2 separate regions of the Homo sapiens genome follow, and region 1 is linked to region 2. Evidence: read pairs that join two places in POLR2A ChIA-PET (ENCODE). Cell type or tissue: PC-9. All regions are shown on one strand. Each heading gives the region's core, and the rest is flanking DNA. Links, peaks and the distances in the headings are about the cores only.

Region 1 (15,562 bases), core at 3,905-11,904, 130 kb before region 2:
CTGGCTCTGACAGGCAGGCCGCAGCCATTACGGCAGCCTCAGCTCACACCCATGGAGCTCATCTTCCCCTTTTTTGAGAGAGATTTTAACTCCTTCCCCACCACTCCCCTGGCGCTGAAAGACTTACAATCACCCACTTCAGTGTTGACGACCCAAAGCCCTTAGAGCCACTCTCCCAAGGCCCCAGTGGGCCGTGCCCCTACACCTCATCCTCTCTTGTCGGGAGCACCTGCTCCTGCAAACTTCTGAGCCAGACGGAGTCTCCAAACTCCCGTTACCATGCGATCCTCCCTGGACCCCCGGCTAGACACTGCGGGTCGGGGAGAAGTTGGGGAGGAGTCTGGGCTTGAGCCAAGGGCCTCAGCTGACTCCTCTACCCCGGGGGATACCTCCCCTCCCCCTCAATAGGGCCGGGGCTTCCTCTTCCGGCAAGGAGGGGTTAAGCCCTCTGGGTGGGGCTGGGCTTGCCCAAACCCCCTCCTCAAGCCTCTCGGCCGCCCCGTCCCGTGACCCTCTACCCGCGGGACAGGAAGGCCCGTGCACTTTCGCCCCGTCATGCCCCCTTGCGCGGGGGCCAGAGGGGGCCCGTCTCAGCCGGCAGCGGGTCCCTCCTGCTTCGAGAGCCCCTCGGTGCCGCCTGCCCCGTGGCACCGGCCCTGTCTGTTCGTCCCCCTTCCCCTGCCCCCAGCCGTGCAGTACCGGCCCGGGTGAGAGAGCGGGTCGCGCGCCGCCCCGGTCCCCCACGGCACGGGCCGTACTAGGCCCCAAGCGCTCGGGGCCGGCTCCTCCCCCGCCCGGCGCCCGGCCGTGCCCGGCTATGCCAGGCGGCGACCCCGGCTCAGCAGGGCGCGGCGCGGGCGGGGACAGGCCCGACCCGCGGCCCGCGCCCGGGGACCCCGCGCCCGACGCCCTCGTACCGCGATCACGTTGACGAAGGTGGTCTTGCCCGAGTACTGAAGCCCGACCAGCGTGAGCTCCATCTCCTCCTTCCAGAATAGGGCCTTGAACCAGTCCAGCAGCTTGTTGAACAAAGCGATCATGGTCGCTGCCGCCGGCCCCGCCCGGTGCCAGGTCCCCGCCGCCCCTCGCTGCCCTCGCGCTGCGGCCCGGAGCGGCCCCTCCCCGGTACGGCCCGGGTCCCGCGGCTCGGTGCGGGCGGAGGCTCGAGCGCGGCTGCCGACGACTCGCTGCCCCGGAATCGGCTCGCCGATGGGTGTGGCTTCCGCGCCCTCCTCCTCCGCCGCCGCCGCCGCCCTCCCTCGCGGCCGGGCCGTGTCCTGCTCGCACCCGAGCGCGCGCTCCTCCCTCGCTGGAGCCGGGGGGCCAGGGGCCGCACCCGCAGGTGGGGTGAGCAGGGAATCCGCAGGTGGGGTGAGCAGGGAATCCGCAGGCTTCAGCGGCGGGGGTTGACCGGCAGCTGGCGTCGAGAGGCGCTTGGGAAATGGGGTCTAATTTATTTTAGACCCTGTCCCCGACTGCCGCGCCCTGACTGGCACCCCCTTTCTTAAAGGGTGGTGGGCTCGAGGTGGGTGAGGTTCCGGTTAAGCAGGAGCCTTTTCAGGTTGAAGGAGAGTGGGTCACCCACTTCCCAGGACACGGAGATGAGATCTCTACGACAGGGAGGCAGATGGAGGCTTTTTTGTCCCTGAACCCTTGCCTCTGAGCATTCCTGGGTACAGTCCCATCCTCTCAAAATGCACCCAGTGCAGAGGGACAACCGTATTCGGGTCTTTTAATACTCCATCTTGTTTTGTTCACCACAATTTACCCCGACCACTTGTTAGGAAGCCTCTGGCCCCAAGTGAAACGGACGCTTGAACTTGCTCCGGATTTTTACCAGCATCCCCAAGATACCCAAACAGATACAGTCCTGGCAGGGGGTTTTCAGTGAGGAACGTCTGTGACAAAGGAAAATGTTGCCCTGTTTTGGTGAAAAGCAGAGTATTCTTCAGGAGGAGAAGTGATAGTTCTCCTCTTGAAGTGGGTCTGGAGTGCCTGCAAAGATGCCTTACTCCTGCCCCTCTCCTTGCAAGACCCACCCATAGGACCTGCTCAGGCAGGCTGACAACCTCAGCTGGCAGTCCCGGGTAGGCTCAGGCTTCGGGCAGTCCCCAGCCTATGCTGGCTGCCCGTTGGGGTTTGGTTTTCAAATGTAGTCATATGTAGTCTATTGTTTTAGTCAAAAGTGGGTAAACTATCAATATCAACCATATCTGTCCAATCAACTGGAGTTAGATGACCCCAAATAGTCAAACAGTTACCAAAGTAGAAGAATCACAAGGTTTCGGCTAGCATAATATTGTTTTTTTTTTTTTTTTTGATGGGGTCTCACTGTGTGGCCCAGGCTGGAGTGCAGCGGTGGGATCTCGACTCACTGCAGCCTCCACCTCCTCGGGCTCAGGTGATTCTTCTACCTCAGCCTCCCGAGTAGCTGGGACTACAGGCATGCGCCACCATGCCAGCCTAATTTTTGTATATTTGGTAGAGACGGGGTTTTGCCATGTTGTCCAGGCTGGTCTCGAAGCCCTGAGCTCAAGCCATCTGCCTGCCTCAGCCTCCCAAAGTGCTGGGATTACAGGCATGAGCCTGGCCAATATTCTGGTTTATTAAGCACCATCTTTCTAACCTCTGCCCTTTATAAGTCCTCCTCTAGCTCCTAAGATAAAGGCTATGGACTGAATGTTTGTGTCCCCCCAAATTCATAGGTTGAAGTCCTAATCCCTAAAGTGATGGTATTAGGAGGTGATTAAGTCATGAGGGTAGAGCCTTATAAAGGGGGCCGGTGGGATTAGGGGGAAGAATACCAGCCCACAACCTTTTCACCATGCAAGGACAGAAAGAAGGCTCTGCCTAATAGCCAGACACTGAGTCTGCAAGGGTCTTGATCCTAGACTTCCCAGCTTCCAGAACTGTGAGCAACACATTTCTTTTTTTCTTTTTTCTTTTTTTTTTGAGATGGAGTCTTGCTCTGTCATCCAGGCTGGAGTGCAGTGGCATGATAGCTCACTGCACCCTCCACCTCCAGGGTTCAAACAATTCTTCTGCCTCAGCCTCCCGAATAGCTGACTACAGGTGTGTGCTACCACGTCCGGCTAATTTTTTGTATTTTTAGTAGAGACAGCGTTTCACTGTGTTAGCTGGATCTCCTGACCTCGTGATCCGCCTGCCTCGGCCTCCCAAAGTGCTGGGATTACAGGCATGAGCCACCACGCCAGGCCAGCAATACATTTCTGTTGTTTAGAAGCCACATGGTTTACGGTAGTGTGAATTGTTACAGCTGCCTGGGTAGGCTATGAGGGTCCACCCTGTCTCACTTCCTAAATTGACTTTGGTTTCACCTTACTTTATGTCCTTGGAAGTGCTAGAAAAGTGCATATCCCAAGGGCAAAGATTTGCAGCCTGCCTGTCCCTGGTCTGCAGTCTTTCTCTCTTGCTACAAAGAGGCCCCAGAGGGCCAAGAAGAAGATGGAAAGAAGGAATGAGTCAGTCATCCAAGAAGTCTTTATTTTCCCACTTGGTTACTGTTCTGGAGCTTGTACCCTCTGAGCTCTGAGATGGGGTTGGGGGGACAGTGCCAGGGAGGGCCTGTGGGGCTGTGCAGTTGCTTCCCTCTGGGCTGGCTCTGAGCCCAGGGCAGGATCAGGCACTTGAGAGCCCCCCACCGAGCCTCATTGGCATAGACAGTCGTGCCTCTCACAGGGCTCAGGGGAGGTGGAGGTGTGGGCAAGTCCATCCCCAAGGCTGTAAGGAAGGAGCAGCTCCTCCATAAGGCCAAGCAGAAGCATTAGGGAAATCATCCTCAGTTTTAGCACTGCGTGTTCTTCAGGAGAGAAGTCCTGAGTGAGGAGGCCCAGCTGTTCTCCAGATCCAACTCCTCGGGGGTTTCCACAGAGAGCTGGTATCAAGGCAGCTGTCAGGGGCGGCGTGCCTGGTGATGCGGCATCTTACCTTCATCCCCATCTCAGAATGGGCAGCCAGTCTCAGATTCAAGGAGGAGGAATCCTGAGGTGTGGCGTTCAGTCCTGAGGTAGACCTGAGGTCCCCTGGAAATTGTGTTGATGCTGAGATGGATGAGGGGTGCTCATTCTCTCAGGTAGACAGTGAGGAGTCCTGGTTCAGCCGAGCCTCCATGTCTGCATGGATGGTTATGACCCTGATTGTTTTTGGAAACAGCCAAGCTCTCTAGGTGTACTCAGCAAATGCAAGGTATAGTGGGTCCTGCATACCCAGGGTATTATTTGAGCCATGGAAGCAAAACAGAGACTGCTTAGCCTCCCTAAGAGTAGTTGGTGGGAGTGGCCAGCAACCATGGAGGCAGGAGCAGCTCCTCTTTGCCTCTGAGTAGTCCCCACATGTTCCCTCTTCCAGAGATTTCAACTGCCAGGCCTGGTCACCTCTGTAGCCTACTCTTATGACACATGGGTGGAGGCAAGGGTAACCAGAGTCCTTGTTCTTTCTTTTGATTGGGGTCATCCAGCCCTTCCGATGTGTGGTCAGGGAGCAGAGTCACTGATAGGATGTTGAGACTTGGAGATCAGGACCAGACTTTTCCCCATTCTTGCATCTGGCCTGTGCTTGGGCAGGACCTCGGGTGAAGGATGATCTTGGAATCACCCTTTTGTCAGCCCCAGGAAGGAGTGGCTGGAGTGGCTTCTAGAAACTTCTCTCATTACTTTTCCCTCATGGCAGCTAAGCACTTATGTTCATGTTATAGAACAGGAAACTGAAGCTCACAAAGAGTGTCTCAGAGAACACCAGGACACCTGGGCTTCTTTCTTTGTCTGTCATAAATGCCAGCTCCTGTCTTTAAGTTCAGAGAGACATTGGAGGTTCCCCTTACTGTCCATCTGGGGCCAACAGAGGAAGCAGAGGAGTGGCCAGTGTTGAAGACCTGGAATCCGGCCCCTTGTCCTTACTGCTGCTGCTTCCTGTGACTGCAAGCACCACTAAGGAGGCACTCCTTCCCCACACCAACCCAAGGGGTACCCCCAGATCACTCGGCCCACTTTCCCCAGACCCACCTTCCCAGGCTTGAGGGAGGTAGGCACCTGGGCCACCGGAGGGTGGCAGGGGTCAGGGGCTGGGTTCCTCAGGCAGCTGGCCTGCATACAGGGCCAAAGTGTGGTGCAGGAACTGGTACTGCTCTGCCGTCTGGATCATCCCCCCTCTGCAAGGAGAAACACACAGACCATGAGTGAAGGAGGGTCAGGGTGCTGGCTGAATGGCTCCAGTCAAACATCCCTGTGGTCCTACTGGGAAAGTCCTGACTTTCTCAAAGAACATGCCAACTCCTTTGCCTATATTCATCTTTTCACTTTTTTTTTTTTTTTTTTTTTTTTGTGAGACAGAGTCTCACTCTGATAGCCAGGCTGGAGAGCAGTGGTATGATCTCAGCTCACTGCAACCTCTGCCTCCCAGGTTCAAGTGATTCTCCTGCCTCAATCTCCTGAGTAGCTAGGACTACAAGTGCCTGCCACCTTGCCCAGCTAATTTTTGTATTTTTAGTAGAAACAGGGTTTCACCATGTTGCCAGGGTGGTCTTGAACTCCTGACCTCAAGTGATTGGCCCATCTTGGCCTCCCAAACTGCTTGGATTGCAGACATGAGCCACCATGCCCCACCACCTATATTCATCTTTTCTACTTTCTACTCCTCATTGCTGCCCCTCAGATCTGCTGTGAGAGAAGTCCTCTGCCCCTTACACGTGCTGAGGGGTGATGCCCCATGTTGACACTTGGTCTTCCTTGATCCACTCAGCTCCTGGGACAAAACCAGATCTCTGAAGCCTTGGGTCGGGCCAGGAATACTCCTGAGCCTCAAGTTTCCTTCTTTCTAATAATCTTAAAAAGTAAAAATAATGATTCCATACATTTGTATAGTAGTTTCCATTTCCAAAACATTTTCATATAAGTTAACTCATTTCTTACAACAGTTTTCTGGGGGAAGGAGCCATTATCTCTGTCTAGATAAAGAAGAAGTGGGGGCTGGGCACAGTGGCTTAAGCCTGTAATCCCAGCACTTTGCAAAGCCAAGTGGGCATTGTTGAGCCCAGGAGTTCGAGACTAGTCTGGGCAACATAGTGAGACCCCCATCTCTATTATTAAAAAAAGAAGAAAGAAAAAAAAAGAAATGGGGGCTCAGAGAAATCTAGTGACATCTCAGTGAGACAGATGTCAGAATCTGAACACCGGCTCTGCCTCCACCCAGTGATCTTCTTTGCACTACTTGTTGCTGCCTCATATCATGTTTAATTCCAGGCATCCAAGCCAACATTCCAGACAGATATTCTTTTTTTTGTTTTTTTTTTTTTTTTTTTTTGAGTCAGAGTCTTGCTCTGTCACCCAGGCTGCAGTGCGATGGCACAATCTCGGCTCACTGCAATCTCCACCTCCTGGGTTCAAGCAATTGTCCTGCCTCAGCCTCCTGAGTAGCTGGGATCACAGGGGCCCGCACCAGGCCTGGCTAATTTTTGTATTTTTAGTAGAGACAGGGTTTACACCATGTTGGCCAGGCTGGTCTCGAACTCCTGGGCTCAGGTGATCCACCCGCCTCAGCCTCCCAAAGTGCTGGGATTACAGGTGTGAGCCACCGCACCCGGCCATCCAGATAGATATTTTTTCCTGGTTGTTAGTTGTAAAATAAACAGCTCTAAGCAGAAAGGGTTTCTTCCTTTCTTGCAGGAGTGCTTGATGGTGATGGGCCTAGCAGAACTCTGGGGCCCAGAGGCACTGATGCCATCCGTTAACGTTGTTGGCCTTGTTTACACCCACAGACCCACCTGTCTAGCCGCAGTTGGCACACAATACCCAGAATGTCCACTTCTCCTCGGGCTTTCAGCTGTTGACAGCCAATTCGCGTGGCGATGAAGCAGCCCGTCCGGCCAATCCCTGCACTGGAGATAGCCAGGGAGGGGACAGGGAGGTCATGGGAGACCAGGGAATATGAGAGCCAGGCCCCAAACTATGGAGAAAGAAATGGGACCTGCAGGTGCTATATTTTGGGGATAGGGCTCTGGAGATGGAGGCAGGTAGCAGTACTCTGCTTTCCAGTCCCCTTGGGGGCCCTGCTGGAGGCAGGTTTTAATTGGCATGGGAGGAGTTTACATTTCTTACCAGCCTTACTGTAAGCCTGTTGCAGGCCACCTTTTGGTCCCTGTGGACATTTTGACGATCTCCCTTCTGCTGAGTCTACAGTGGTTTCCAACAGACAGTTTCCCACTTGTGGGTGTGCTGACCCTCGAGCCCTCCTTATCTAACCTTGACTTCCTCTCAGCTCAGACTCATCTTCCACGCAGCCCACGCCCGGCCCCTCTGTTTCCCACCTTGGCGCCCTCCCACAGTCTTCTCTCCACTCTGTTCTGCTTTCTCTATCGTGCCCTCTCTTTATTTCAAAACCCCCTAGGCCTCCCCTTCCTCTTGCGTGAGCCCCTAATGACCTCCCTGCACATGTCCCAGTGCTACCTGTGGGTGGGCTGGGAGGCCCCTGTGTCATGCCTTTTGCCTCTGTGCTCTGTTTTATTTAGGATATGCACTCCCAAATGGTCCCTTTCTTTAGTCTTGTCCCCTACGACACCCCCTCACTCTGGCCCAATCCATTTTTCACTCTATAGCCAAAGTGTTCTTTTAAAATGGCAAATCCAAGTGTCTTAGCCAGTCCTCCAAGTCCCCTCATCATCTGACCTTCACTGGCCTTCCAAACCCATCTCTCATCATTACCCCACACACAACCTCTGGGCCTAACCTGTAACCCTGCTCCCAGCAGTGTATCCATTTTCACATTTCTTCTCTGGGCCTTAGCATGTGCTCTTCCACTTGCCTGGAACGTGTTCCCTTCCCTCTCTTCACTTGGCTAATTCACCTTTCAGGTCTTAGCTTGGCTTAGATGGCCTTTCTCTTGGAAAACTTTCTCTGGTCAAAGTCTGGTTTAGGAGACTTGGTTCTATGGTCCCCATAATATCCCCATCACAGCTCTCATCACATTGCGTGGTATTTAATTTTTTTTTGAGACAGAGTTTTGCTCTTGTTGCCCAACCTGGAATGCCATGGTGCGATCTCAGCTCACCACAACCTCCACCTCCTGGGTTCAAGCAATTCTCCTGCCTCAGCCTCCCGAGTAACTGGGATTACAGGCATGCGCCACCATGTGTGGCTAATTTTGTATTTTTAGTAGAGACAGGGTTTCTCCATGTTGGTCAGGCTGGTCTTGAACTCCCGACCTCAGGTGATCCTCCCGCCTCAGCCTCCCAAAGTGCTGAGATTATAAGCATGAGCCACTGCACCCAGCCTAATCTGCCTTCTTTCCCACCAGCCTATAAAACTGTCTGGGAAGAAACCAAACTGCTTGGTTCATAGCTGTCTCCTTAGCAGCTAACACCGTGCCTGACAAAAATAGGTTTTCCTTTTTTGAGATGGAGTCTCGCTCTGTCACCCAGGCTGGAGTGCAGTGGTGTGATCTCGGCTCACTGCCTCCAGAGTTTGAGCAATTCTCCTGCCTCAGCCTCCCAAGTAGCTGGGATTACAAGTGTGTGCTACCACGCCTGGCTAATTTTTGTATTTTTTAGTAGAGACAGGTTTTCACCATGTTGGCCAGGCTGGTCTCAAACTCCTGACCTCAGGTGATCTGCCAGCCCTGGCGTCCCAAAGTGCTGGGATTATAGGTGTGAACCACCGTGCCCGGCCAATAATAGGATTTTCAATACATATTTGTTGAATAAGTAAATGAGTTCCCCAACAGCTGGAATCCTGTTTATGTCCTCCTGCAGCTGACTGGGATCTTCCTGATATTCCATCCCCTCTATGGATGGGGCCTGGGTGTCCAGCCCAGATGTCTGGGTTCTGCGTGAAGGAGGTAAAAAGAACAGAGCCCTTGCTGAATGGCCTTGCGAGTCATGTCTGAGTAAGGACTAGGCTTGCCTGATGCTTTTCTGCTCAGACCCTTCCCCAGGAGAGACCCAGGGGGCAGGGGAGGGGAGCACAGTCCACAGGCTGCAGTGAAGGGAGGGCCACGCACCTGCAGTGGACTACGATAGGCCCGGGGTGGGCGGCTGTCTCCGGGCTCTCCTCCACCTCTGCCACTAGGCGCAGCAGGGGCCCAGCTGATTCTGGTGTCTGATGGTCTGGCCAGGCCGAAAAGAGGATGTGCTTTACTGACCGGCGCTCTTCCTGGTACTGGATTGGAGACAAGGCATGAGAACCAAGGTCAGGGTGGAGGGCACTGTCTACCTTCTTCTCTGGTGCCTGAGGAGGGCAAGGGCTGGAATTACCCTGTGGGGGGGTCATCTACTCAAAGCAAGCTAGGTTGCAATTTTCGTGCTCATTGTTCTCCACCACTTCCCCCTTCAAAATCCCGGGAAGGAGCATTGTCCTGGGAGAGGGGAGAGACCCAAATTCAAGCCCTGGCTCTGCTTCCCATAAGCACATGACTTTGGGCAAGTCCCTTGATCTCATTTTCTTCACCTGGAAAATGGGAACAGTGATATCTTACTGGTTTACTTGCCAGGATATTTGGAGGAGAATGAGTTGATAGAGGAATGCTTTCAAAAATATAAAACACCATAAAATAATAGAAGGCATTTTAAAAGCCCTTGTGTACATGTTATTCCACATCTCTTTCTCTTTTTTTGTTTTATTTTGTTTGTTTTTTTTTGAGACAGACAGTCTCACTCCGTCACCCAGGCTGGAGTGCAGTAGCACAATCTTGGCTCACTGCAACCTCTGCCTCCTGGGTTCAAGTGATTCTCCTGTCTTAGCCTTCCAAACAGCTGTAATTTTTAGTACAGACAAGGTTTCACCATGTTGGCCAGGCTGGTCTGGAACTCCTGACCTCAAGTGATCCGCCCCCCTCAGCCTCCCAAAGTGTTGGGATTACAGGCATGAGCCGCCACACCTGGCCTTCCACATCTCCTTTAACCTCCTCTCCTTCCCTTGGCCCTGCTCCTGGATCCTGCCTGTCCCCGCCTGACCATTTACACAGATGGGTGAGTACTTCCCGGTAGTCCTATTTGGCTTATTGGCTCTGCCCTATTAGACTAGAGGCTGAGGACAGTGCTCAAGTTTCTCTTTCTGCTATAGATGTGGGTTTAAGATGGTTTAGAAGAGCAAACCCTTGGCTCCTAGTGAAGAGCCAGCCTGAGTCCCAGAGATGCTGTGGGCGGCCCAACTTCCCACTGGGCCTGGCTCCGGGGGGGTGGTACCTGGATGGTGAGCTGCCGCACAGTGTATTCTGGGCACTCTTTCATGTCCTGGATGCGGATCTGGAAGGGTCCATAGGTTTCCTCTTCTGTGGGCCAGTAGTGGACACATTTCTAGGAGGGAGGGAGCTGGGAGTCAGAAGAGGGTCAGCTGGAGCAGGTGACAGGGCAGCAGAGAGGGGCTGGTATCTCCTCCCCATCCTCCACCCCTACTGGATGGGAGGTCAGCAACAGGGAGCCTGGCTCTTCTGAGCTTGATACCTGCAAGCAGAGTGCTCACCCTATCCCGTATTTTGGCCATAGACAGCCTCCCAGGGCTATATCTCAGGGAACTTTCTGAGAGGTATGAGCTGGGGCTGGCTCCCAGGGAAACCTCTGGTTCTGAGCTGCCCTGTGTGTGGGGTGGGGGTGGGGTGGGCATAGCACTTTCTGGGTTCATCATGAACTGTGGCTCTGCCTCCTACCTCCTTGCCCTCTCGGAGCTGAGTGAGCATGACAATGAGGGACACTTCCTCTTGCCACACCATCTCCCAGAAGTCCGACACAGTGTTGGGCATGGGGCCCTGGGTGGCAATGTAGACCTTCTCCTTCCCGTCATAGCCCTGGAAGGTGGAAGCACAGGGGAAGGGGTGGGGAGCAGTGAGAGCAGAGCTCTGGGGAGATCCTAGATGCCTCAGGTGCTGGGGTCAGCCTGAAGCTGTGAACCACACGTGTAGACGTACACATGCACGAACACGCACACTCAGAAGCCACATGATGGAAAGGATACGGGTTCTGGAATGAGGATCAGATCCCTGTTCTGCTGTTTCCTGGCTGTACCACTATAAGCCAGTTACCTAGCCTCCGTAAGCCTCAGTGGTATCATCTGTAAATTGGGCATAATAATATCTATCTTGTAGGAATGTAGAGTGGATTAAATTCAGTAAGATATATTGAGAGTCTAGCCGATAGCAAGTGCTCTATAAATGTTTATTCCCTTCCTCCCCTGCTGCTTTCTTCTAGCACAAAATACCTAAACAGTGTTTAATATTTGTTCAGTGACAGTTTCACATTTACAGGTTACTACTTTTCTATGAAAGTAGTAGCAAAATGTAGCACACTCTCCCTAACCTGATTTTCTCACCTTCAGGATCCTCAGCTTCCTGCTTCTCAAGATGGTGAAATCCAGACTGCAGTTGATCCGGTATTGGCCGGCAAATGTAAGATCATGTTTCCCCATGGCTTCCCTAGCTAAGAGCTTTTCGCCTCCCTGCGCCCCTGACTGATGTCTTACCCACATTGAGTCACTAGAGAGCGCTGCTTTTACATCTCCTTAGGGCCCACAGCAGCGAGAAGCTGGCGTGGAACACCCACCTGGCCTGGAGCTTCCTATAGCTTGACGTCAATCAACCATCTTCATATAAGAGGGGCTATCTGAGGGGCAGTTAAGGTAAGTTGGCGGGGAGGTCCCATTAGTGCTGGCATCACCTATGCAGTTCTCGGGAGCTGTGAGCTCTTAAGCAGCTGGAGATTGGGTTCAACAATGCTAACTTCCTGCTAAGTTTAGAGGGTGGCATGGGAGGACTGATAGTGGAGGTTAGGGAGACTTGGTGGTCTCTCCAGATATTTTTCAACATCTGCTCCGTTTTTTAGGTTGGTGTTTTGGGGCATGTTCAGTACCAGCCCAGCTTGGTAGGGCTATGACAGCAGTGAGCTGGAGCAGGGAGGGTAGGAAATGCAGGCACCTGATCCACCAGCCATGGCTGGAAGATATTCTCAGACGTCTGAGAATTCCCCCATTCCCCGCCCACCACTGCAGCCAGGCCACTCACTCGGATGTAGTTGGCATTGATGTAATCTCCGTCCTCCTGGCTCTGTGCCCGGCCTAGACAGACACGGCTCTGGGGATCTAGGAAATAAAAATCAGCAGAGGTCAGAGGTCAGAAGGTGACCAACTAACACAGACTCAAGCAGGGTCAGAAAGAGGAGAGTTCCTGTGCTCATCACAGTCATAGCACCTTGTGTATAGCAGGTGGCCTTACACCCACTGAAGTTGTTGTTTTTGTTGTTGTTTTTAGAGACAGGGTCTCATTCTGTTGCCTAGGCTGGAGTGCAGTGGTGCGATCATAGCTCACTGTAACCTCTAACTCTTGGGCTCAAGTGATACTTTTGTCTCAGCCTTTGACATAGCTGGGACTATAGGCAAATGCCACCACACCTGGCTTGCTTATTTATTTATTTATTTACGTTTTTTGTAGAGATTGGGTTTCACTTTGTTGCCCAAGCTGGTCTTGAATTTCTGACTTCAAGCAATTCTCCCACCTCAACCTCCCAAAGTGCTGAGATTACATGTGTGAGCCACCATGTCTGGCCCCTATTGAAGTATTTTATACGCAGACAGTAGGAAGCTGTATAATGTTTTTGAGCAGGAGAGTGACATGATCAAAACAATAGTTTGGGAAGATTAACTGAGTGGTGCTGTATAGGATGGACTAGAGAAGAAAGGGAACGGAACAGCAGAGACCAAATGGGAAGATACAATATTAGATATAATATTCTAATAGATACAGTATTCTATCCTTGAGATCAGTACAGGTTTAGAACAAGATTATGCCACTAGGGATGGAAAAAGAGATGTAGAGGAAGAAGAATTTGTTTTCTAATGGTGAATATGGGATTCACATGAGCAACTTGCCAGATATCACATAGCTGTGAAGTGGGACTAGGACTCAGATTCCGCTCAGCCACGAGGCATTTGGCCTCTGCCTCTAAGGGGGAAGGATTTCTCTAAATGAAACCCAAACATGGATGAAGAAGCTGGCTTGTGAGGAAAGGAGAAGAGACTCTCGCTCTGCTCATGCCAGCCTGGTCATGGACAGAAGGTACCCTGGGGACCAGGGGAATCTCAGGCAAAGGAATTTTTCCCTTTTCTGGTGGCTGCAGGGCTGATTAGAATTAGGCCAAGAACAAGGGCTACTCCTCCCCCTGGCCTGGAATAGCGCTAATAGCACCTTGATCCGCCCATGCAGGCAGAGGACACTCCAGGAGGGTTAGCAGGAGACAGGGCCCGAGTGCTCACTGAGCTAAAGCCTCAAGCTGGGAGTAGCTTCCCTGTAGGGAGAGCAGGGGAGGGAGGGAGAGGCTCCGGGGCCTCATGCCTGCCTCCGAAAAATAGAAGGTGCTTGCTCCGGGTCTGCCAGTTTGCAGGGTCACCCCCTCCTAGCACAGTGTCCTCCCTCCCCGCCTCCACTGCTCTCTTGCTGGCCGTTGCCCTGTCTCCATCTGACTTTCTCAAAGCCATCTCTCTGGGAGCCCTCCTGGTGGTGCTTCCTTCACTGCAAGCCTTGGCTGGGCATTTCCCATGCAAGAGGAAGACAGGGAAAGGGGCTTGGTGCAAGTAGCTAAGTTGAATATCTTAGGTAAGATATTCAACTTCTCTGTGCCTTAGTTTCCTCACTTGTAAAATGGTCATCACAGTACCAACTTCATGGGATTGTTGTGAGAAATGAGTGAATATAAAGGATTGAGGCTGGACGCGGTGGCTTACGCCTGTAATCCCAGCACTTTGGGAGGCCGAGGTGGGCGGATCACCTGAGGTCGGGAGTTCGAGACCAGCCTGACCAACATGGAGAAACCCCACCTCTGCTAAAAATACAAAATTAGCCACGCATGGAGGCGCATGCCTGTAATCCCAGCTACTCGGGAGGCTGAGGCAGGAGAATCGCTTGAACCCGGGAGGCGGAGGTTGCAGTGAGCCCAGATTGCGCCATTGCACTCCAGCCTGGGTGACGAGAGTGAAAACTCCGTCTTAAAAAAAAAAAAAAGGATTGAGAACAGGGCCTGGCCCAGGGTACATATCTGCAAACATTATTATTGCTGCTGTTGTGATTCTTGCTCCTTCTTCCCCCTTTCTCTGCTGAGAGAAGATGTGCCAAGCAAGGTTGATCTTCCCTGGCTGAAACTGTGTACTTTGTCCTCTGAAGTTCTCTAGCCCCAGGGACTGTACCCGACTCCCTTCATCCCAGCAGCAGTTCTTACTTGGCAAGATGGTCTTGTATCGGTCCTTGGAGGCGTGGCCAGGGATGTCCAGGTCTTCGGGGCTGACAAAGTTTGAAGGGATCTTCTGGCAGGGGGAGGAAATGGGTGAGCAGCTGACTCCTAGCCTCCTTTTCTCTCCTTCTACCTTTTTCTAGAACAGCTGGACTCTGGCCATTCCTTCTTGACAATAGTATGTAGGCCTAGATGGGGTGGGGGCAGAAGGGGAAGCCTGGGGGCAGCCCCTCCCTCAGCCCTGAAGTTCTCTTTCCTAAGGGGCCCAAAGGGGAGACTTGCCCAGGGTGCCCGTGAGAGAATGGTTCCAGCTGGCTGCCTCTGATACAGAGGGCAGAGCGATTCAGAGGGGACCCCAATTTCTTACCAAGAATTCTTCTTCCAGTTGCTTGGGGCTGGGTGGCTGGCGCTGAAGGGCCCAGCGGGTAAGGGGGTGTCCAGCAGTGCGCAGAAAGTGTAGGGTGACCTCCCGGGGTGTGTTCACAGAGCAGATGGGTTCTACGGCCCCCAGGGACCGAACGTCCAGCATCAGAGCCACATTGGAGCCCCGCCTGCAGGCATAGCCCACCACTGCCTAGTGAGCACCCAATCATATTTGCTTTTCTTTTCTTTTTATCTTTTCTTTTAGAGATAGGGTCTCTCTCTGTTGCCCAGGTCTGGAGTGTGATGGCACTATTATGGCTCACAGCAGCCTCAAACTCCTGGGCTGAAGCAATCCTCCCACCTCAGCCTCCAGAGTAACTGGGACCACAGGTACATGCTACCACACCTGGCTAATTTAAGTTTTTTTTTTTTTTGGAGAGACAGTGTCTTGTTCTGTTGCTCAGGCTGGTTTTGAACTCCTGGGCTCAAGTGATCCTTCTGCCTTGGCTTCCCAAAGTGCTGGGATTATAGGCATGAGCCACTGTGCCTGACCATATTTGCTTTTCTTACAAGTATTACTGTTATAAGGCACCTCTGAGGGGGCCGCTCTTTATCTTTCCTTTAACCTGGTAGCCCAGTAAATTTAGGGTTTGGGCCCCTGCTGTGTGCCCTCTTTTTTTTTTTTTTTTTGAGAGAGAGGAGGTCTCACTATATTGCCTAGGCCGGTCTCTAATTCCTGGACTCAGGAGATCCTCTCACCTCAGCCTCCCAAAGTGCTGGGATTTTGGGCATGAGCTACCATGCCTGGCTCAGCCCTCTCCCTTTGTCAGCCAGAACAGGGCAGCCTTGAACTCAACTGCTCCTTCCAGCTGCCTGCCTCTTCCCACTCCCAGCCAGGCCCTGTGGCTCCGACATGCATCCAGCACCAAGAAGGCTGTGGGCCTTGCCTGGAATTTAGGGAGCAGGCTCATGGTTGATATG
Region 2 (8,000 bases), core at 1-8,000:
CCATAAGTACGTCTGGCCACTGAGTCAGGCAGACTGGGTCCTGGGGAGCCCAGCCATAGAAGAAGCCTCAGACTTGAGCCCCTCTGACATCAGACCTGTCTTCTAGAGCTTAGGGGGAACTTGCTTTAGCCTTGGCCTGAGGCTCTCCTCTCCCTTTTTCCTTTAATAGGAAATCAATATGGGGTAGCCTGTGGTCAATCCAGCCTTGGAGATTGTGGCTTCAGAAGTCAGTCTTGGCCAGTCAGTTTGTTCCTGGAAACAAACGGATGGACCATTAGGGTCATTCTGTCCATGCTTCTGCCTACACTTTCCCCATGCCACCATGTGCTCTTCCATCCCCTGGCCCCAGTGCCGTGGGCACCCATTCTGATGCGTCTTTCCTTCCCGTGCAGGCATTTGCATAACAACCGCATCCAGCATCTGGGGACCCACAGCTTCGAGGGGCTGCACAATCTGGAGACACTGTGAGTTTTGAGGTCTTGGTCAAACTCTGTCCTGCCTGGTGATGAAAGCCTGGAGTCTTGGAGTGGAGGGAGCACACAGAGGGAAGAGCCAGCAGTCCTGGGATGCTGGGGTCTGGCCCCGGGCTTGTTTACCCACATGCCCCTCCCTGGCACTTTCTCTGGAATATCACTGAGAATGAATTTCTTCCTCCTTCAGGTGGTCAGAATGTGCCCTCTGGGAGTTCAGAATGGCCCAGGGAGTAGGAACCTGGGATCTCCCTGTGGGCAGAGACCACCAAAATAATGAAAATTCTGGACAGAAATGGGAACTGCAAGAAGCTCAAGGAATTAAAATATGAAGCCCGGGGAATAGAAGGCATGGGGGTGGGGCTGGGGCTGACTTGATGGCAGTTTTGACATCTGTGTAAGGGTGGCTGCTGACAGAAGGAAGAGTAATACTGCAGAGTAATGCTGGGACTGTTTGCCAATTGATCGAACTAGCTAAATGATTAATGGGGAGATGGCCCATTGAGCACTCTAGCCTTACTATAAGAAGCACCCAAGCTGTTGACTCTCAAAAAGCCATATTATTCACACATCATCATCCTGGAATTCAGTTAAGGTCAGAATACACCCAAACCCTCCCATCATTTCCTGTGGAGTCCTGCCAGTCCCCACACAGTGGGCTGAGTGGGCCCCACTTGAGCAAACAACTGGCTGGGCTCTCCAAGTGTGGCCGTTTCTGCCAGCTGGGGTCCCTCAGCATCCATGAGGGAGCTGGCTGCCATGGCCACCTGGTACAGGCCTCGGAGAGGGTCGATGGGGAGAGAAGGACCCCCAGGTCACCAAGTATGAGCCACTGAGGTTGGGGTAGAGCTCATGGTGTCAGGGGGATGCTCACAGTTTCTCTTACCCCCCACTTGCTCCACCTTGCCCTCCATAACCAACCCCCCTTATTCTCCACCCCCTCCCACATATACCCCAGGACATCAATCCTGAGGTGAGGGGTTTTCAAGAATCCGAAGCAGCAGAGGAGAAAATGCTGAGTCAAGCTGTGATCTGGGAAGCAATGTACTGGGGAAAACCATTTGGGAAAACTTATCCCAGGAGGCCTGGGCTAATGGCATTTGTGGTGGTGCAGGGAAAAGTAATAGGGAGGCTGAGACCCAAGCTCCACTCTTTTTTCCTGTGGGCACAAGACCCAGAAGTGTGGCTGCTTTCTTGGGCTTAGCCTGAAGCGGGAGAAATGGCAGAGCCAGCCCAGCTTTGCCGGCATGCTCACCCTCCGGAAGACTGAGGACTGAGGTGTGGGGGACATGCCCCAGCCTGGAGGCAGGAAAATTGGAACCTCTTCCTGCCACTGTGCGTGACTTGGGCTACATGTTCCTCCCTCTCTAGCTGTCATAGACAGCTGGGCAGTTAACTCTGGACAGTCTAGCCCACTCAATCAACATCTGAGAAAATTGATGTCCGGGGAGGTGTCATGGCCTGCCCAGAGTTACTCCCTCAGTTAGAGACAGAGCAGATCTAGGGTGCATTAATGAGAAAACATACATGAAAGTCCCTGGGGGAGAGCCTGCTGTCCTCTTTTGTCTGGGTCAAATGTGAACTGTGTGAGCCTGCTATGTGCCAGCTGTTTGGGGGAATCCTAGATGTAAGAGATGGTGCTCATTACCCTGCAAAAGCCTGTGTGCCCACAGCCACCTTCCCTCAGGAGATATAAGAGCTTTTAGGGCAGTGTTTGGAGTTGCCATGGATGAGCAGGGCAGGAGGGAGTCCAATGCCATGAACCCTGGAGTGTGGGCGCTGTTAGCTTTGCTGGGAAATCAGGTGGGGAGGGGGTACATACACTGACTATGTGTTGGCGCCTCTAAAAAACCAACTAGCAGCTGTTTCTTCACTTTTGGGGCACACTGCCTAATTCTTTCTCAATTAGCCACTGGATTGCCGCGCAGGGCATTTGGCTCAGCTGATGCTGGCTGAATTACAGAGCAATCCTGCCGCTAAGCGCCCACTGTACCTTTCATCTACAGGAGCACTTGATTCCATCACACAAAGCCCAGGGCCTGCACCCACTTTACCAATGGGAAAGCCAAGGCTAGGAGCCTGGTGGCAAAGCCCTTGGCATCAGACAGCCTGGGGTACAGTGCCACTTCTACCAGCTGTGTGACCTTGGTAAAATCATTTGCCTCTGTGAGTCTCCGTTTTCTAATCTGAAACATAATGCCAGTAATAGTTAACTAATCTTACAGGGTTGGCCTGTGGATTAAGTGAGATGATGTGTGTAAAATTCTTACAAACCCTGACAAGCTGTATAGGAGCCTGCCCTACACTCCTTTCTCCTTTCCCATCTCCTCCTCTGAGGGCCTCCATCTCAACAATACCCCCTTCTTCCTGCCCTTGAGGGGTGAGTTCTTCTTCCAACTTTTGATCTCCAATTAAAAAGGGGAAAAGTGTGTTCTTTATCCTCTGTTCCCCAGAGCATTTGCTGGGGAGCCTGCAGGGGCAGCCAGATGTGGCAGGGGGAGGAGTAGATGGGAGAATAAAAGGAGAAAGAAATGATAGTCAAACCTTTTAATTGTTGCATAATTGGCACGCTTTGCAGTCTCTGGAGCTTTTCATGTGAGCTTCTCACTGGAAGGGTATTTCTCCCTCAGGCCCCATAAATCTCTGCCACTTAGACTTCTCTCATCTCCGGCAGCAGAGGGAAGATCAAACCCCTGCGGCCCAAGCTGCGGTTTGGCTGGAGCTGTGGTTTGGCTCCTCTGCAGACTCCTCTAAGTGGGGAAAGCGGCCCCCAGCCATACCACCTGGGGAGGAGGGGCCAGGTGCGGGCATGCACACACGTGGTCACACAGGCATCTGGAACTGCACAGCCAATCATGTGCACGTGCAGCACACGTGCCACATGTTTCAAGCCCTACATGACCCTCACTCCACGTAGGCAGCCCCACCCCACAACCCAGCACAGCACAGAAATGCCCATCACAAATGCACCTGCAGCAACACACCCTCTGTTATGCCCTCAGCTCTGGAGACCAGGCTGTTTGGCTTCCAACCCTGGCTTTGCCCCTGCAAGCTGGGTCAGCCAGAGGAAGTAACTTCACCTCTGTGAGCCTCACTTCCTTCATCTGCACAATGGGCTACCTCAGAGATGGGGAGAAAGTGTGAGAGACATACACCATGCTCTCTTTTACTCCAAAAGAGCCAGCAAATCCAAGTCATTTGGGCAGGGTTCAGGGGATGGGCACTGTTAAGACCTCTCTTGTTTAGCAGAACAAATCGTGCCAACTCCACCCGCCCCACCCCCTTCCTACAGAAACCTTGTTGCCCTCTGGGAAAGTCTGACCTCGTAGGAAGGAAGCTCCCAGGACATTTCTCCTGATGTAGTCATCATCATTCCAGACTTTGCCAAGAAACCTCAGCCAGAAGCAGACAGGTCATGCTCCATCCTGCATCCACAACTCCTTTCTACTTCCACAATGAGGATGACCCGAACTTGCTGGGAAATTGAGAATCAGAGGTGGTCTAGTCCCCAGACTGTGAAGTAGTATTTCCACTTAACCAGATCAGACCAAATGTAGGTATTTGGGGGTGAGTTGCCCATGTCACTGTAATTTGCAAGTGACGGTAAACCACTAGAAACCATACCTCTTGCTTTGTAATACGTTGCTTCACTTAGCACTAGCTCCGTCAAGGTCAGATCAATCATAGGACTTCCCAGGTATCTAGGCTGAGAGATAAGAGAGCATGGTGAAGAACATTTCTAGGAAGGTTTTCCCAGGAGGTCTCAGGACCTGAAACCCTAGGTCAGTGTTTGGAAATGTGTGCCTGGAGGCCATGACGAGCTAGTCTAGCCTGACAGCTAATGATCTTTGAAAATCTTCGCAAGAAAAAAAAAGGTCGAGCAAACACAATTGCATCCTAAAGGGCCCACCCTCATGCTCTAGATCTGGGAACTTGATGGCTGAATCTCAGCTAGAACCCAGGAGGGGACAGGGCCCAGGATGGACCCCGGGGACAATAGTGTCTCACCTCTCTTGGGCCTGGGTGATGCTCCTTGGGCCTTGTTATAACCTCACTAAACAAATCAGGCCCAACTGGAGCCCTGTGCTGGCTGGACACTTCCCTTTGGAGGAGAGCCTGGGGCCATAGTGAGAACAGAAATCTTCTGGCCCCAGCTCTCTCTCTAAATCAGGACCAGCATTCAACAGGGGCCTGGGACAGGAAGAGGGCAAAGAAGAAATGTATTGAATTCTGCCTTATAATACAAAATTGTACCTTCCACATCAAATCTCCTCTGGTGATGGATGCTCTGGTGATCTGTTTCCACAGAACATTTTTACTTCAACAGCAACTGTAGCTAGAAAATGTTCCTCTCTGTGTGTGTCTTTGAAACCATTAATGCCAACAGGAAACTGGCTCTGACTTGGTTCTGAGAGTATCTGGCCACCCCTTACTCCTGGCCCTGATGTCAGCCTTTGGCCAGGGACAGGAAACCAGGTGGACTTCCATCGAGGTCCTCCCAGGGCTCAGGGTTCTTCCCAGGGTAGAATGAGGATTCATCTTGACTTAGCAGACTTAGATTCAAATCCTGGCTTTGCCACCAGCATGTGACAGGTGCAAGTCACCTGACTTCTCAAGAGCCTCGATTTCCACAGATAGAAAATGGGGATAATAGTTTTCAATTGAGAAGATTGTTGGCAAGGATCGCATTAAATGAGATGACTTCACGTGATGCCTGGAACATTATAGGTGCTTGATTTATGTCGGCTTCCTTTCCTGTCCTCCCATTTAATGTTGGATGGAATGTGTCCTAAGGTGGCCGGGAGGATGTTACCCAGAAGTGTCATTTCACAGTGGTCCATGCTGTGTCTCATCTCCTCTGTAGGATGGATGGGAATTTCCAGGCAGTCAAGGCATGACTACTGTGTTAATTTCCTGTGGCTGCCATAACAAATTATCACAAATTTAGTGGCTTAAAAAAACAGCAACTTATTCTCTCACAGTTCTAGAGGTCAGAAGTCCAAAATCAAGGTGTTAGCAGGGATGGTGCCTTCTGGAGGGTTTGAGGCGGAATCTATTCCATGCCTCTCACCTCACTTCTGGTGTCTGGTGGCAATCCTTGACTTGTAGACCCATCACTCCAATCTCTTACTCTATCTTCACGTTGCCTTTTTTGTTTTCTTCTGTGTCTCTCCTCTGTGTGTCTCCTCTTCTTGTAAGAACATTTGCCATTGGATTTGGGGCCCACCCTGTTAACCAAGGATGATCTCATCTTGAGATTTTTAATTCCTTCTGCAGAGGCCCTCTTTCCAAATAAGCTCACATTCACAGGTACCAGGTTTGGACATATCTTTTGGGGGCTACATATAATTCAACCCACTCTACAGCTATCCTGGCGGGCTCCATGACAGAGCCCTCTGGGGATAGGCTGATAGGTTGGGGCAGGGGTCCAGATGAATCTCGCAAATTTGCCTTCATATCTCAAGGTAAGTGCTGATCATCCCACTAGTCACTGGGCAAATAATTCCCTGCAGTTAAGAGAATTAGAAATATTTTTTTTCTGAAAGGCTGTCTTGTCTCATATCTTATTTATCCCCCAATCACTTGTTGAGAAAGACAAGGCAGGAATTGTGTATCCTCATGTTACAGATGGGGAAACTGAGACAGAAGGTGGATGACTTGCCCAAGGACACCCAGCTAATTAAGAGCCAGGATTTTAATTTGGGTTTCTCTGCCTTTGGCCCAGCGTCAGCCCATCAGACCACACTGCCTCTTGAGGCTAAGAATCAAGGAACTCTCTTTCCTTGCCAGTTCTTAATCATCTTACATTTGTGGGTTTATTAGCTGCAAATTTGTAGGGTTTTGTGGCTTATAGAGGAATTTATTGCTCCATATAAAAATTTTTTTTTCTGGCTTCCCCCGCAGAACCACTAATCACTTTAAACAGGCAGAAAATTGAGCTGCCCAATGAGTTTGTGTTGCGTTCTGTGACCGTGACGAGTTATTAATAGTTCTTCCCAGCACAACATTCCTTTTCCCATTGCCCTGGTGTGGGGGGTAGCCAAGGTCACTGCTCCTGTCATTGCTGCCTCTCCCTCCCCTGCTGGCAATGGGGACAAAACTTCCACTGTGAACTCTACCCCCTCTGCCGACTGCTCCAGGCACCCCAGCCAGCTGGTCTGGAATGGAGAGGAAGAGAGGTTAAGGGGGGTGGGAAGCTTGGCCCACAGGTTCCGTAGTAGATGTAATGGAGAGGAAACAAAGTTCAGGTCTGGCCCTCCCATATCTGTAGGAAGGAGGAGCTGGTAAGAATTAAAGATTACCACTCTCTTTTCTTCTGTTTCTTTATATTCACTCATTCCATAAATATTTATTAAGTTTTTAGTATATGCCAGGCCACCATTATAGGCACTGGTAAAACATTTATGAACAACAAAGTGTAGTCCCTGCTATCACAGAGACTAAAGGGTTCTAGATCAGAAGTCCTGAGTTCTTTTAAACTTAACATGAATGCACTGTTACCAGCATTTCTGACCTCATCACCCTAACCCCTTAACCTTGGCATGTCCCAAGGCTCAAGTTCTCCCAAGGCTCAAGTTCTGTTTACGCTTCTCTCCCTCCATGTTCTCATCTGGTCTTGTATGTTTGCTGATTACTCCAGCCCAGACCTATCTCCTGAACTCCAGACTTAAATATTCAAAGGCCTTCTTAACATGCTCACTGGATATCTAACAAATATCCAGACTTCCAGACTAAACCCCGGAGTCTTTCCCTGAACCCATCCCACCAGAAGTCTTCCCCAGCTCAGTGATGGCAGCTTTACTCCTGCAGTTACTCAGGCCCAAACCTTGGAGTCATCCAAAACAACTCTCTTTCTCTCACATCCCACATCCAAGCTGTCAGCAAACTCCATTGGCCCCATCTTCCAACTATATTAAGAATCTGACCACGTCTCACCCCTTCCACTGCTACCACGATGCTCCAAGCCGCCATCCTTCTCTCACCTGGGTTATTGCAGTGGCCTTCTATCTGGTCACTCTGCTTTCATTCTTGTCATCCTACAATCTGTTTTCAACACAACAACCAGAATGACTATTTTAATATACAAATCAGGTCATGTTACTTTTCTGTTCCAAACCCTCCAGTGATTCCTCATCATACTCCAGAAAAAAAAAAGCCAACATTCTGTACTGGTCTACAAGGCCTCAGATGCTGTGGCCCCTTGCCGCCTCTCTGGTGTCACCCCCTCCTCAATCTAGTCCAGGCACGATGGCCTCCTTGAATATACTACTTTTGTTCCTGCATCAAGCCTTTTCCTTTTGTCTGGAATGTTCTTTCCACCATTATCCACATGGTTTACTTCCTCACCTCCTCCAGGACTTTGCTCAAATGTCACCTTTTAAGTATCCTCCCTGGTCACCACTTTGCAACCTCCATTCCCAGCACTCTCCATTTTCTACTTAATTTTTTTCCATAGCATGCACCGCAATCTGATATCCTAATAATGTATTTACTCACTTAATTGCCTGCCCCTTACCGCTCCATGAGTTT

What was found. ChIA-PET counts read pairs that join two places held together with the same protein. Peaks named below come from ENCODE experiments on the same cell type or tissue, not always from the same donor. Only the 100,000 strongest peaks of a DNase experiment are listed, where the experiment ranks them.
Region 1: POLR2A ChIA-PET joins it to region 2 with 7 read pairs; 6 of 35 experiments call an interaction of 5 or more read pairs at or near these places.

The regions. Positions count from the first base shown.
Region 1 is chr1:202,143,533-202,159,094 of GRCh38, forward strand. It overlaps PTPN7 (protein tyrosine phosphatase non-receptor type 7), which reads right to left. Exons shown (of 10, transcript NM_002832.4): 3 at 14,586-14,769; 4 at 14,207-14,291; 5 at 12,001-12,077; 6 at 10,654-10,791; 7 at 10,193-10,303; 8 at 9,010-9,167; 9 at 6,779-6,892; 10 at 3,484-5,167. The coding sequence ends at 5,074. ARL8A (ARF like GTPase 8A) reads right to left here and starts at 1,205. Exons shown (of 7, transcript NM_138795.4): 1 at 918-1,205. The coding sequence starts at 1,040. RefSeq lists silencers at 146-195, 696-1,405, 11,552-11,601. In PC-9, for the core only: CTCF peaks have their summits at 11,524 and 11,730; a DNase peak (open chromatin) is centred at 11,389.
Region 2 is chr1:202,280,389-202,288,388 of GRCh38, forward strand. LGR6 (leucine rich repeat containing G protein-coupled receptor 6) reads left to right here. Exons shown (of 18, transcript NM_001017403.2): 6 at 393-464. Among named protein-coding and RNA genes, the nearest start is that of UBE2T, 58 kb to the right of the region's middle. In PC-9, for the core only: no CTCF peak of the experiment used is centred there; a DNase peak (open chromatin) is centred at 3,183; H3K27ac peaks cover 358 bases.